Linked DNA regions of Mus musculus: region 1 is linked to region 2. The links are chromatin loops, found by intact Hi-C in ENCODE. Cell type or tissue: gastrocnemius. All regions are shown on one strand.

What was found. Hi-C counts contacts between places; a loop is a spot of excess contacts. Peaks named below come from ENCODE experiments on the same cell type or tissue, not always from the same donor. Only the 100,000 strongest peaks of a DNase experiment are listed, where the experiment ranks them.
Region 1: it touches region 2 in a loop (2.3-fold over the local background); 4 of 42 quality-filtered maps call a loop at or near these places.

Annotation. Positions count from the first base shown.
Region 1 is chr10:95,633,320-95,641,319 of GRCm38, forward strand. No RefSeq gene overlaps it. Among named protein-coding and RNA genes, the nearest start is that of Gm33336, 5.1 kb to the left of the region's middle. In gastrocnemius, no CTCF peak of the experiment used is centred here; no DNase peak of the experiment used is centred here.
Region 2 is chr10:95,559,647-95,567,646 of GRCm38, forward strand. It overlaps Nudt4 (nudix (nucleoside diphosphate linked moiety X)-type motif 4), which reads right to left and starts at 4,500. Exons shown (of 5, transcript NM_027722.5): 1 at 4,016-4,500. The coding sequence starts at 4,111. In gastrocnemius, no CTCF peak of the experiment used is centred here; DNase peaks (open chromatin) are centred at 3,787, 4,030 and 4,581; H3K4me3 peaks cover 5,251 bases; H3K27ac peaks cover 5,871 bases.

The DNA.
Region 1 (8,000 bases), 74 kb after region 2:
GGGCTGAGTTGTGTTTGCCTCTAAATTCTTTTTTAAATTTTATTTATTTAATTAATTTATTTATTTTCTTTTCGAGACAGGGTTTCTCTGTATAGCCCTGGCTGTCCTGGAACTCACTTTGTAGACCAGGCTGGCCTCGAACTCAGAAATCCTCCTGCCTCTGTCTCCCGAGTGCTGGGATTAAAGGTGTGCGCCACCGCACCCGGCTGCCTCTAAATTCTTATGTGGGGACTCTAACCTCCACTACACTGGAATGCTACTGCACTAGAGCCCTTAAAGGAGTCAGCTGGGGAAACACATGGGAAGGAAGCTCCTTCATCTAATATGTCCTTTCGAGGAGGAATTTGGATACAGACAGGTCCAGAACAGAGACCAAGTGGAGATATAAGGACAAGACAGGCAAAGACAAAGACAAGGAAAGAACTCTCAAAAGACAGGACCCGGGCTACCATCTTTTTTTTTTTTCCATTTTTTATTAGGTATTTAGCTCATTTACATTTCCAATGCTATACCAAAAGTCCCCCATACCCACCCACCCCCACTCCCCTACCCACCCACTCCCCCTTTTTGGCCCTGGCGTTCTCCTGTACTGGGGCATACAAAGTTTACGTGTCCAATGGGCCTCTCTCTCCAGTGATGGCCGATTAGGCCATCTTTTGTTACATATGCAGCTAGAGTCAAGAGCTCCGGGGTACTGGTTAGTTCATAATGTTGTTCCACCTATAGGGTTGCAGATCCCTTTAGCTCCTTGGGTTCTTTCTCTAGCTCCTCCATTGGGAGCCCTGTGATCCATCCATTAGCTGACTGTGAGCATCCACTTCTGTGTTTGCTAGGCCCCGGCATAGTCCGGGCTACCATCTTTAATTTGTAAAAGGTTTATTAATTTTTATTTCATGTGTATGGTGTCTTGTCTGTATCTATGTTTGAGCACCGCGTGTGTTCCTGGTGCCTGTGGAGGCCAGAAGGTTTGGGTCTCCTGGAACTGGAGTTACCATGTGAATGCTGGGTACTGAACCTTAGTCCTCCAGAAGCACAGCCAGCGCTCTTAGTCCGGCCCCTCCTGCTGCCATCTTGAGTTTGGACATTCAGAACTGTGGGGAAACAAACTTCTGTTGTGTCACATCCGGCCTGTGGCATTTTACTACAACGGAGGGTGAGGCAACGGGAAGCGGGCTAGAGAATGACCAGTCTAGGCACGAGGCTGCTGCTGGTGCTGGCTGGAGGCTTTAGAGCTTAGGGCAAAGTCATGTTTAGCTGCCTCTCTGGATAGAAACCAAAGAGAGATGGCGTGACTGCTCCCTTCAAAAAGAATTCCTCACTTTGTACGTGATGCCCCTGTTGCCAGGAACGAGATTAGCAGTGATGATAAAGTCCCTCTGAGAGCAGGACTGTCAGTGGGAAAGAATTGTTTTATAAACATCTCTTTCGCATATAACGTTTTAGCGTGCTCATCTCAGGAAGGCCATACTCGGGGCCCTCTGCAAAGGGTTGCGTGGAAGGGACCGGGCGGAAGGATCAAATGAACACGTGAGCCGGCAGCTAAACTATTGTACTCATATCTCAGAGAACCAGAAACTTCGGACCATTGCTAGCCTCCCGCTCTCCCTCCTCCTTCCTTATCTCTCTCTTCCCTTTTACCTTTTCTTCTGCCCTTTCTTTTTGATGTTGCCCTGGGGATGGGACCCAGGGTTCCCGTATCGGGCCTCCTCCTTGCATGACCTAGGCAAGCACCCATAAGACTCAGCTATGCGCCCAGCCCTCTTCTTGAGAGAGCCTTGCTAAGTCATCCTGTCTGGCTTTAACCCCACATTATACAGCCCGATCGGGCTTTGACCCTTCCGTTCTCCTGCTTCAGCTTCCACCAGGCCTGGCCCTTAAATATTCCTTTTTTTTCAATGTATATTTATTTATGATCTGCGAATGGTGGTGCATGCTTGGCCTTTAATGGCAGCACTTGGGAGATTGAGGCAGGAGGATCAGGAGATCAAAACTACCCGCAGCTACAAGGCTACAAGTTGAGGTTGAGGTTGAGGTCAGCCTTAAGACTCTGATTGCTCTGTGTGTGTGTGTGTGTGTGTGTGTGTGTGTGTGTGTGTGTACACACACAAAACAAACAAACAAACAAACAAACAAACAGAATAAGTGTCTGCCTATTTTACCTGTCCACTTCTGACAAATACTTAAAACGAAGTCTTACTTCCTTATCTTTGGAGAATACATTTTTTTTCGTTACTTTTATTTTTTATTCTTTGGAAATACGGTCTTGCTATGTGGAACAGGCTAGCCTGGAGCTCACGGCAATCCTCCTGTCTTAGCCTCCCCAGTGCTGGGATTGTGCCCTTACACTTACGTGTTCTCTTGGTCCTTCCAACCAATCTCTTTCACACACCACTGAACCTTTTACAGAGGGCTGTAATACACCCCCATGCCCAGCCAACTAATTTCTTTAAAAGGTTATGTTAAGCCTGGGTTTGGGAAATAAGAAGATCTCACATCTCAACAACACCCACCCCGACCCTCAAGCCCCCATAGTTTTGTAACTGTCTGCACCTGTGGTGAAAGCATGGATTTACCCGTTTTAAGACGAGGATGCTTGAATTTTAATACTCTGCACGCAGGCAACACTCTTCCAACACCCCAGTGACTGCTTTCTCTTGCTGGGAAGACGTTCTGGGGGTTCTGTAGCATGTGTGTTCATGTAGTATTTACATGTTCATGTAGATCATGAAGATTGTGTGATCAGGCTCTGCGAAAACAATATGACCAATGGAGAAACACATTTCTGTTACTCTTGGTTTTCCTTGTACAGTCTGTTCGTTGGTTTTCATCAAAAACAAACAGAAACAAACAAACAACCCAGAGAACCAGGCAGGGATCATGTGGAGTAAGCCCGACAGGCTGTCTTTGCAGCTGATTGCATTCAGGACGACTATATTATCACTGCTGGGTAATGTGAGAGAGGCAAGGAAAAAGTGGCCCAAGGTTTCCTGCCCATTTGCTTCTAACTGAACACAGGAAAGCTGGGGCCAGTCTTGTGTCGCATACCAGGTTCTTGGTTATACTGCGCCATCCGCAGTAGCAACAATAAGGAAGAAGCTCAGATGCCCATCAACATGTAGACAGGTAAAGATAAGTGTGGTGAGTCTCTCCCTTCCCCCGGGAACCTGCTGTGCACAATACTTCTCCTTAAGCCTCCTGCCATTGTATGCCTGATCAGCTGTGCCATTAAGGGACACATGCATGTTTTGCTTTTGCCTGTTGGAAACTTTGTCTGGATTTTTTTTTCCCTTCTGTGTACAACAAGGTCCTAAGACATGATCATGCTTCAGATGCCGTCGGAACAAAGTGGCAATGAGAACGTTCTATTCACTAATGCTGAAGTTTTAGACCCTACAGTTCATCTGTCCATCAGTCACTTAACATGAGTGGAGCCAAGGTCTGTGGTTGGGGACTTCTAGGGAAGAGGCCAGAGGCTCTGTATCCTTGTAGCTTCCTGCCCTCAATCTGTCCTCCTCCCTGCCTGTTACGGATCTGTTACCATAGCTGGGTAGTCAGTCTTGGAGCCTATGCTGACAATCCCAGTGACTAGAGCACCTATCCCAGGCTCAGTCCACAGTAAGCATTTCTAGTTGTATTCAAAGTCAAGTCTCCCCTCCCCCTCCCTTTATGTTGCTTGTTTTATGCTAGGGAGGAATAATGCATAGAATCATGGGAGTGACTACATATGGGCTGGAGAGATGGCTTAGTGGGTAAAGGCATTTGCCACCAAGCCTGGTGACCTGAGTTGGATCCCTGGACCCACGTATTGGAAGGAGAGAACAGTTGTCCTGTGACCTCCCTGCTGCAACAACAACACCTTCCCCAAATAAATAAACAAATGTATTAAACTATCTTTGTTAGGATAGTTAGATGATTGCAAATTTATCAGAAAAGTTGCTATTGTTTGAAAGCGAGCTGGCTGGAGAATAGCTAGAAATCAGTGAAAATCCAGTTGAAATTTAATGAGATTTTTAGTCTATTTTAGCATTGTATGTGCATATATGTGTGTTTGTGTACATATGTACATATATACATACATGGATATACATACATGTTTGTATGTGTGTTCATGCTTATATATTTATACACACCAACCAAGTTTGGAAGAGATAATTTGCTGCAAGTATCTGGAGAAGGTACCTTATACCTGTAATCCAATGGTCAGGTACCTAAGGCAGGAGAATTGCTATGAGTTTGAGGCCAGTCTACACTTCAGAGTGAGACCCCTTAAACAAAACAGAGCCAAGTGTGATGAGAGAAGTCTGTTATTCTAGTATTCAGGAGGCTGAGGCAGGAGGATCAAGAATTCAAGATTAGCTTTGACTGCTGTCTTACAGTTTCTATTGCTGTGAAGAGATACCATGATCATGGCATCTCTTGGAAAGGAAAACATTTCATTGGGGCTGGTTTAGAGTTTCAGAGGTTCAGTCCATTGTCATCATGGTAGGAAGCATGGCAGCATGCAGGCAGACCTGGTGCTAGAGAAAGGGCTGAGAGTTCTATATCCAGATAGGCAGGCAGCAAGGGAGTCACTAGGCCTGGCTTGAGCATCTGAAACTTCAAAGCCCACACCCACAATGACAGTGGATTTCTTCCATCAAGGTCACACCTACTACAACTAGACCATACCTCTTAATAGTGCCATTCCCTATGAGCCTACAGGGGCCATTTTTATTTAAACCACAGCAATGACATAGGGAATTTTAGGCCAACCTGGGCTACCTGTAGTTGCATCTCAACAAATGAAAAGCAATAATAACAAAAACAAACAAAATAAATATAAGCAGCAGCAAAATAACAAACAAAAACAAAAGAAAAAAAGTAAACATAATTCTATTGGTAGGATTTGAATATTTTTACTAGTTTCTTTATTAGGGTTTAAGAAAATAAATATCTACAAACAGTTCAAGCAGGAAATATTTGAGAAGCACTGAGGGAGGGTCAGAAGTGCTGACAGAGTCTCTTCTTGTGCCCAGATTGTGTCTAAGGTGGGTCTCAGCCAGCATTCAGATGTTCTAGGCCCACGTTAGGGGCTGGTTACCTGAAGGTGTCTCACTTGCGTTTATAACTTGTTTGAGTTATAAGAGTCTGTTCCTATGGCTAGGAAATGAGTAGGCTGGTGGCTGTCTCAGGCAGGGTCCCCTTGCCCAGCCTGGGAACTCCAGGAATAGAAGGGGCTGCTTCTATGTGAGGAGACATAGGTATGTGTGGTGTGTTTGAGGCTGAGGGGAGGTGGTAGAGAGACAGCTGTAGCTCCTGCTCATGTGAGCAGGACTGAGCTGCCTCTCCTTGGTGTCTCCCAATCCCAGGGTAGGAGTGCAGGCATCAAGAGGGCTAGAAACCTCGACAGCACGCACACAGGTGTCTTAGTAGCTGCTTCAGATTGGTACTCATTCAGTATTGACTGTGTTCAGCCATGACACTCCTCTCTGTCTGTCTGTCTGTCTGTCTGTCTGTCTGTCTGTCTCTCTCTCTCTCTTCCTTCCTTCCTTCCTTCCTTCCTTCCTTCCTTCCTTCCTTCCTTCCTTCCTTCCTTCCTTCCCTCTCCTCTTCCTCCTCCTCCTCCTCCTCCTCCTCTTCCTCCTTTTTTGATAAGGTTTCCCTGTGAAGCTCAGTCTGGCCTTAAACTTACTGGGATCCTTCTGCCTCAGTGCCCAAGTGTTGGAGGCTTCAATCTTTTCTTTAAAAAAAAATTATTTTTGTGTGCGTGCATATGTACCTTTAAGTACTGAGCTATCTCACTGTCCCTTTGATTTTTGTTTGCCTTTTACATAATCATTTATTGTTACCTTAACACACACACACACACACACACACACAATTTTATGTGTCTTCTTGACCAGGCCACAGGATGCAGAAATAGTTGCTCTATTATTCTTTCTCTGTGTACTGTTTGGCTTTGTTGTTGTTGTTTTATTTTTTTTTTTAAGTAAGAGCCGCTGGGTGGCCAGAAATTCACTGTCAATGTCTCGAGTGCTAATCTAAATATTTGTGTTCTTGAACAGCACTTATTGAAATCAGAAGACGCAGTAAAGCAGACTCCCCATGCCAGAAGTATGGGTCTCACCCAGTCCCCTGACAGCCTGAATGGACCCTTCCTCCAGTCACAGAGAAGCCTTCTAGCTGGACGGACTTTGACCTGGAACATCAACCCTTTCCTGTCTGCACCCTTGACACTGGCTCTTCCTGGGTCTCCAGCCTTACCTCTACCAGGCTTCAGACTTAGACTAGAGCTCAGTCATCAACTGTCCTGTATCACCAGCTTGCTGACTCACTCGCAGGTCCCAGAACTGGCCGGTCTCTGTAACCATGGGAGCCAATTGCTCACCATAAACCTTTGTATACATACCTGAAGGTAAACACATACACAAATCCATTTGCTTAGGTCGCTGGTTTGGGGCTACATATCTTGATTTGAGATCACACACACTGTATTGATTTTCCTTCCTTGGAAATTCTTGATTGACGCATTCAATGACTATTGATTGAATGATGTATAGACCCATGGGTCTGGGCTCTCAGCCAGAGATGGAGCGTGAATAAGACACTCTAGCTTCCGGTCCTTAGAGAGTTTGTACTTAGATGGGTGGGAGGGGCTTAGCCATATCACTACAAATAATTAATGAAAATTACAATAAGTACCACAGCAAAAACATACAGATAGCTGCCGGCTGGTGTGGCTCTCCAGTCCCAGGTACTCAAGAGACTGAGATAGGAAGTTTTCACCACAGCAGCTGAAGGCCAGTCTGGACAACGTGGTGACACTTTGTCTCAAAAGAATTAGTGAAAATAGAAAGAGCTGAAGCACACAAGGGAAGGGCCTTCACCTACTTTGGGTTTCAACGAGACTGTAACAAGAGAGCTCTGTGTGTGTGTGTGTGTGTGTGTGTGTGTGTGTGTGTGTGTGTACGGAAGGAATGTGGTAGGAAGGAGTGACTGGTTAGTATCCTAAGTGAGGTAGTAGCTTGTTCAGCTTCCTTAGTGGGGACATCGACTTGGTCAGCTTGATGCTCTAGAAAGGAAAGAAGACAGTTGTAGGAATTCAAAGGGACGAAGTTAGGCCAACCCACAGGCTATTTGTTCCCTTCTTGATCCCTGGGGAAAAGCCCGTGGAAGACTGCGTTAAGCACTTGGTAGAATTCTCCATCCTAGCTTGGGACTTGCTTTTTGGGTGTTCTAAAATTATGAGTTCAATCTCCTTAATGGTTATAGGAATATTCAAGTATTTGAATTATTGGGTAAATTGTGCTGTTTTTTTTTGAGTGATAGTTTTCTTTTTGTTTGGGAGAGTGGGCATGTACCCGGCCTCAGAACACTGGGATGGCTTCTTGGTGCCAGAGACCTTGTTGATCTAAAGTGTAGTCTTGTGCAGGGCCTGAGGTCAGTTACAGTCATCACATTACTGTTCTTCAGCTCTGCATGTCCCCCAAGCAGAGAGACAAGCAAGTCAGGGATATGCATTCCTGGTTCTCAGAGTATTGTAGGGAGATAGCGACGGAGATGGCAATGAAAAGTGCCCTCAGATCCTCGTCTTGGTCACTGCATCAGCGAGGATCTGCCGCTGCATGGAGCCATTACCACTGAAAGGCACTCTGTGTATGTGTATGTTTATGTACACAATACTCTCACATACATTTTGTTTATGTGTATGTATATGCACACATACACATTATATATACATTATATGCACACACACATATTCTGTATATGTGTATGTATATGCACATACACACTCTATATGTGTAGGTATATGCACACACACTCTGTGTATGTGTATGTGATACAGTCACATACATGCTGTAATATGCATGTATATACACACACATTGTATATGTGTATGTACATGCACATACTACCACACACTCTGAATATATGTATAGATATGCACATACACTCACACGTGCACACACTCTCACATGCACTCTGCATATAGTGCATATATCACTTTCTTAAATTGTGGG
Region 2 (8,000 bases):
AACCGGGAGACTGCCAGAGGTTAAATGACAACTGATCCCCACCCCCTGTAAAGGCCGGCAGGGTTTATTTGTTTGTTTGGTTGGTTGGTTTTTTTTTTTTTTAATTGCATTAGGATTCCTGACTGGGGCCGATACTCTTCCCGGCTCTGGTTTTAGTTTTGCCTTTTAAGGAGCCTTCATTTTCACCATGCCTTACTTTTGCTGGATTTGGACTTTCCTAAGCTATCAAGCTCTACAGCAGGCTAGCCCAGAGGGAGGCTAGATGCTTCATTTGAACCACCGATCCAGATCCAAGACAGAACTGGTGTCCCTCTCAGATTTTTCGAGACATGGTTTCTCTGTGTAGCCCTGGCTGGCCTCGAACTCAGAGATCTGCCTGCCTCTGCCTCTTAAGTGCTGGGATTGAAGGCGCGCACGCCACCACTGCCTGGCTCGCTCTCAGACTGATTTGCTCATGCACCTGGATGCAACCCAGGATGGAGTTGCTTGATTCTATGTCCCACTTTGCTCTCAAATCCCTCAAAAGTCTAAAATTGAAATGTCCTTCCTGTCTTGCCTGGTGTGTGACCTCTGAGGTGCTGTTTTCCCTGGAGGCTTTGTGTGTGGTAGGCAAGCAAGCATTCCACCACTGAGCTATTCTCTACCCAAGGTTCTCACGTTTAAAAAAAAATCATTCCCCTTTCTCTGCCAACCCAAGCTGCTCTTGCAGACCACAGCCCCGAGCCATCCTCCTCTTCTATTTGGGGTGCTAGGTCCCTCCTTTCCCATTTACTGAAGTTCCAAGTGACACACACTGGGCTCCTAAACCAAAGCACACAGAGAAGAAAGCACTCCAGGCCTCCGTTGTTATTTCCCCCTGTTTCATCTAATCTTCCATACGACAGTGTATGTTCCTTGCCAGCTCAAACTATCTTTACATCCACTATTCAAATACATATGCAAATATATTCAACGAGAGCCATTTCTGGCTACCAACTCACCACGTCACCGTCTTTTCTTTGCCTATGGAGAGAGGAGCCCAGGATTGAACCCAGGCTCCTGTGTTCGAGGCAAGCTCTCGACCATGGTGCTATCTCCTTTAGCAACGCTTCCAGCAGAAACAATTTCCAAGCACACACACACACACACACACCAATCCACCTACCTGCTTAAAGTCATTTATGGACATATACCTGTGGGCTGGTCTGAAGGCTCAAAGCCACACTGAAGCTGACAGGCCTCCACAGGAAAAACTAGCCAGAGAGGCTGCTCAGATACACTGAAGACTTAAAAACACGGGGAGTCAAGTCCTGCTTGTTCTGTGACCTTGAGATATGTTACTTCTGTGCCCTAATTTATATGCCCTGTCACTCTGTAGACCAGGCTGGCCTTGAACTCAGAGATCAGACCCCCTTTGCCTCCCACATGCTGGTAGTTATGGCGTGCACCAGTATGAACCACTACTATAAGAAAAACCTGTTCGGGCTGGTGAGATGGCTCAGTGGGTAAGAGCACCCGACTGTTCTTCCGAAGGTCCAGAGTTCAAATCCCAGCAACCACATGGTGGCTCACAACCATCTGTAACAAGATCTGACTCCCTCTTCTGGAGTGTCTGAAGACAGCTACAGTGTACTTACATATAATAAATAAATAAATCTTAAAAAAAAAAAAAAAAAAAAAAAAAAAAAAGAAAAACCTGTTCTCAGTGGGCATCAAGGCTCTCGCCTATAATCCCGGCACTCAGGTGAGCCAGCCAATGGGGGCTCTCCGTAGCCTTTTAGGATCAGATGGTAATTAACTTTTTTTTTTTGAAGTTACCCTCATCTTTAAAAACATACATTTAAATGTTCTAACCAGGACCTACAACTCCTTAACCCAATAAATAAGCAGTTTTTACCCATTAGCTGGAAGGGTGGGACAAGCAGCTTTGGTCTATCCTTGGATGGCTCGTGGTATCATTTCAACAGGGAAAGCCCACCTGTAGCTTTCCCAGACATCTTACTGTGCTGCTAAGAGTCTATTCCGTAATTATCACATAATAGAAAGAGCCTCAACTGTACACAACCACAGAAGTAAAATTTCCAAAGAGCCAAACCAGATGCTGAAAGTTGGCTGTGTGCTCGGGAGAATTCCAGCGTCTTCCCTCAGAGCATATCCCCTAACAAGTTGATTCACCGGGGTCCCCCAGCCTACAGGCTCCAAGAGCCAGCGCTTTACATAATGGGTTTCTCTAATACTCCCCAAGCCTTGCTCATCTCACTGTATTTAAAAATACTGGTCTCATTTTGAAAACAGGCTGTAGCAATGATTTTACAGCAACTTCCTGGAGAGAGAGAGAGAGGAGCCCAGGATTGAACCCAGGCTCCTGTGTTCGAGGCAAGCTCTCGACCATGGTGCTATCTCCTTTAGCAACGCTTCCAGCAGAAACAATTTCCAAGCACACACACACACACACACACACCAATCCACCTACCTGCTTAAAGTCATTTATGGAGCTCTTGTCAAGACTGCCTTGCCAGACACACAATTTAGATAATTTTGATTTCTCCTATCCTCATAGCTTCCCCTAGGGACACACACAGATACATCCCACCCCCAAACAACCCCCCACACCCCCAGACACCCCCCCCCACATACACACAAAATGGGCCCTGAATTTCCAACTGTGTATTATGGCACAATCTCAAAGGTAACTTAAAAGGCTTTCAAGTTTAGCCTCACAAAACACGGAGCACCCGACTGCTGAGCAGAGGCCCTTTACCAAGAGGCCAGCTTTCTGGGGTAGGAACTACATCCCTAACTATGATTGCTACCTAATTCTGTCATCTGGACAAAGAATTTCTGCTCAAAGCCGTCTTCTCACCTATAAAACAGGGCGGACCAGTACTACCTCCAAGTGCTAAAAGGATTAAATGTAACACTCCCGGGTTGCACCTAACTCATTGTAAACGCTCAGCTAAAAATCCGATAGAGCAGTGAACAGGTCAGACTGGATCCTGGGTCACTATTCGCTATTACATGTTTTTATACTTAGTTTGCCTTGCCCTAGCACGGCACCTCCTTCAAAGACTCCCCCCACCCCATGATAGACTGCATTTAAGGCTTGTTGGCCTTTTTTGTCCTTTGTGCACTTTTAAAAGGTCCTATATTCCGTTCTCTTCTAAGTAGACTCAGCTCAAAGACCTTTCTCTAGAAGTTCCTTCGGGATTTGGGTTTAACACTTAGAAGCTTTCAAATCAACCTTTAAAATAAATAAATAAAAAGCAAAAGCGGTTTAAAGATCCTAACTTTCAAGCACGCGGCTATCTGTTAACCACCACTGAGTGTACGCTGTCATACTTATCATAACTTCAGGGGCTAGCAATAAGGAAGCCATTAGATCCCATCTCCAGTTTTATGCTTGGTGCTTCCCTGGACGCGGCTACAGAAGCAGAACTCAGAACGCTAACTTTTTTTCCTCTATCAGTTCATTTTAGGCGTGGCAGCGCTACAAGATTTCCCCCAGCTACCAAGTGACTGAACTATCCAGAGCAGGATGAAAACGGAATCATTTTAAAACCGAATAGAACTGAAGTGAAATAAAATAGGCTCTCCCAGAGATTACTCCAAAGGTCCCTATCCGTCCAAAGCAGGGCGAAGGGTCGGGTAAAATCACACGCCGCTCCTTCCCAGATGTCAAGTCACACCGCAGAACAGCCTTGAGAAACCAGAAGAGCGAGAGATGGCCGGGCTGAAAAGGGCAACTTCGCCCCGTTCCTGGCCTATCTTGTCCCTTCTGGCGTCATTCCACATCTCTCGCTGGCCATCTTTCGGTCGTCAGAAAAACTTTAAAAGCGGAGTCCGCTTTGCAAAAGGAGGTATCTACGTAATGAAGCCAACAGCTTGCGACCTAATGGGAGGTCTAAAAGGCAGGCTGGCGAACCCCGGAGGCCGATCTCCAGCTCCGGGCGTGGGGGTTGCCGGTGACCCGCAGGCCCGGGCGGTGCAGGGGGGTGCGGGATGAAGCCCGGTCGCCAGCCTTTGTCCCCGCGCTTACCTCGTCCTCCTGCTCGCTGCGGAAGCACAGGCAGGCCGCCCTCTTCTTGAAGCCCTCGCGGTCGTACGTCCGCGTCTGGTTGGGCTTGAACTTCATCCTAGAGCCGGGCTCCTGCAGCCGCTGCTCCGGCCGCCACCGTGGGGACCCGGCCGCCGCCACCCCGCCGGGGAGTCGGGCCGAAGGAAGTCGCGATGCTCGGGCGCCGGTGGGACGGGCGGCGGCGGCGGCACGGACACGGACGGCGAGGCCGGGCGGCCGCCGGGACGCGGGGCGGAACGCGGGTCACTGCAGTCCGGGCGCAGCGGTGGAAGCGCCGCCTCTGCTCCGGCGCCCGCCGCTCTCCATGGAGCCCGCCGCCGCTCGCAGCCACTCCTTGCTTGCACCCGCCGCCGCCGCCGCCGCCGGGGGAAGAGCGCGGCTCGTGGCTCGTGCCACGCGGAGACAGTTGGAAGCGACGGTGCAGACCGGGCAGAGACGCCGAGGATGCGCGCCGCCCCCTTCGCCCGCATTTAAGCGGGGCTCCCGCGCGCGCGCGCCGGCGCGCTCCCTCCTTTGGGCGCGCCAGTGCGCCTGCGCGCCAGGACCGTTGCCGGGCGGGGGTAGGGTGGGGAGCTGGGGGCGCGGCTTCGACCAGCCGGGGGGCGGGGCTCGAGGCCTAAGTCTAGGGCTCCGCCAGCTCTGCCCTGCCCGCGGGCGAGTGCTCCAGAGGCCTTTTTTTTTTGGGGGGGGGGGTGCGCTTTGTACAAGGCCAGGGAAGGGAAGCGAGCAGAGACCTCCTCGTTCTCCGTTTTAGAGGTCCGATAGAGTTCCCTTTAGGGACGGACCCCAGTACTGGGTCCTGGAGCCAAGGTCCCCGGAGCCATGGCAGGACTACTGAAGCATCGCGGTTAGCATTGCTTGTGAAGGCTAGGAAGGTTAAATTCATTGAGTTCTCTCTCTCCTCTCCCCTTCCTTCTCCCTCTCCCCACTTCCTCTGTTTCGATGAGAGTGCTTTTATGTGCTCTTGAAGAGTCAGCTGAGGCTTTGAAGTGGACTATAGCCAGTTGTCTGTGTTGTGGCATCCCCACCTCCGCTGACCCTCCAGAGTGCATTCATGAACACTGGTTATGGCTGTTATTCTGTGTGTATCTCATTCTAAGTAAGGCCATAGCAGTAAATCAGTGGGATGTTTGTTGTCTGGAAGCTTACAGTTTTAGGCACTTGGAACAACTCCCAATATTTCAGTGCTATTGAAGAGCCAAGATAGAAAGTAGGAGACCGGTGGGCAGTGGTGGTGCACGCCTTTAATCCCAGCACTTGGGAGCCAGAGGCAGGCAGATTTCTGAGTTCAAGGCCAACCTGGTCTACAGAGTGAGTTCCAGGACAGCCAGGGCTATACAGAGGAAACTCTGTCTCGAAAACCTAAAACCATAAACCAAAAAAAAAAAAAAAAAAAAGAAAGAAAGAAAGAAAGAAAGAAAGAAAGAAAGAAAAGAAAGAAAAAGAAAAAAAGTAGGAGACCTGACATCACTGGAATTCAAGAAAACCCCTAATCCAAATCAGGTGTGGAATCCCAGGTATGTGATCCCAGCACTTGAGAGCCCAAAACAGAAGGATTCGGAATTCAAGGCCATTCCCTGCCATTTAGAACTGGTGAGACTAGACTGGTCTACATGAGACCCTATTTCAAAACCCGAACTCCTAACCTACAGGAGCTTCACTTCCCACAGAACTGTTTAGACAGCCACATCCGTTTTGTTTTTCATTCCTGGAAGGCCTCCGGTGTGCCAGGCTCTGGCATCTTACAAAACCGGTCAGACCCTGCCCCTCCAGTCGAATAAGAACCTAAGAACAGAGAATTAGTGACCAATCACGGGGCGGAATATTAAATTGATTTGGGAGTAGTGGGTCTCGCAGATCTTTGACCAGAGGGGAAAGAAGCAAGCATCGAAGGCAGCTAAGGCAGCAAGGGGAGGAGGGGCTGAGAAGACAAAAGAGTCAAATTCTCAGGAGCCTAGAACTGGAGTTTATGCAAAGGTCAGGGAGGGGGCAGAGCTCTTAGAAATGAAAGAAGCCAATGTGGCTGTAGAAAGGACCGGAAGCTGATACCGCAAGCAGGGTTGTAAGGCTTCACTGAGACGCATGGTGAGCACTCTTTGGTGCCTGCCTTTCCCCGGAGCCTAGCAGATGCAAGTTTGGAGAGTGAGTTCATGTTGAATAGATGGTTTAAGGAATGAAGCTTCACCACAATTAGAAATCAAGTCTGTACAGAGACATTTTTCCAAGCTGTTCTTACTGAAGCCACTTGAAGTTCAGGATTTACAAACACATTTATTAATCTAGGGATTCCAGTAGGACTGATACCAGGTGCTACTTTTAGATGAGTGCTGTTGATAAAGTGGCCTTTTTATTGTGTTTTATTTGGAGCTAGGGTCTCATGTAGCCCAGGCTGGCCCAGAATTCCTGATCCTATCCTTCAAATGCTGGACTGCAGGAATGTTCCCACATGTCTGGCTTTACGGTAATCCTTTTGAATGGATGAAGAAGAGTCAAGTTCTGCCTGCACAAATTCTTCAATGATCTGGCTTCTAGACGTGGGTGCCCAATAAATTATCGGCTGAACCATATAGTGATTTACTTGTCTCATTTTTTTAATATTTATTTTATGTGTATAGATTTTTGCTTACATGTTTGCATACATACCTGCACCATACATGTGCCTAGTGTCCTTGGAGGACAGACAAGGACATCAGATACTCCTGAAACTGGAGTTAAGAATGGTTGTCAGCCACTGTGTGACTGCTAGGATCTGAAACTGGGGTCTCCTGAAAGAGTTGCAGGTGCTCCTAACCACTGAGCCATCTCTCCATCCCCTTTCTCGTTTATTGGTTCCAGAAGATGTAGCGTGGGCTAGAATTAAGGAAAGGGAAAAGGAAAGATGTTTGGAACCAAGTTGTTGAAGGGAAAAAGCCAGGCAGAGATTTGGTGAATGTAAGCAGGGGACACCGTTTTTTCAGCTTCCAGGCACTGAAAAGAAATATATATATTGGCTTCAGCTCCTACAAGTACCAACGAGTACATGTTTGGGTGTCTGCGCCTAAGCGGTTCCCAGCTCTCAAATGGGTAGACTGATTTGTTACATTCTTGCACAAAGCTGGGAGACTGAAAGTGCTTTGAAGTTGTGAAGAATCTGAAGAAACAAGCTATCAACAAAGCACTTTTTGTTTGCTTTTGTTGTCTTTCAAGATAGGGTTTCTCTCTGCAGCCCTGGCTGTCCTGGAATTCACTCTGTAGACTGAGTTGACCTCAGACACAGAGATCTGCCTGCCTCTGTCTCCTAAGTGCTTGCGCCACCACCGCCCAGCTCAATAAGGATTATAATTGTTGCTTCAAGAAGGAGTCTTTCTTGGGACTCAGGCTGACCTTGAACTCTCTGGCTTCTGGCTCAGTCTCCCTGGCGTTACAGGCCAGTAGTTTAGGTTTTACTGCAGGGAAATTCTTATCAGAGAACTCTCTGAGTTCCCTCTACCTTCCCCTACTCAAAGGCTAGAAGAGTATTCAAGAGATATTTGCAGAAGACAAGTTTAACATGGGATGGAGGGGGTTAAATATTGTAATGTTATTTAAACTGGAGACTCTGTTGTTGTTGTTTATCTGTGTAACAGAGCCCTGGCTGTCCTGGACTGGATTTGTAGACCAGGCTGGCTTTGAACTCACAGAAATCCACCTGCTTCTGCCTCCCAAGTACTGGGATTAAAGGCATGCGCCACCACACACGGCTAAATTGAAGACTCTGAGTAGTATAAATCGCCTCCTCCTTCCACACTCATGCATTCTTATTTATTTACTTGCAATTGTTTGTGAGAGGCCCAACAAAAAAAGGAAGCTCGTCTGACTAAGATGGGGCTAAAGGCCAGCCACAAAGCCAGGTCTTCATGTGCCCTTGTCCATTCTTGGGAATCAGGGAAGCTCAAATCTCCTAGTTTAGTACTGTTTAACGAGTATT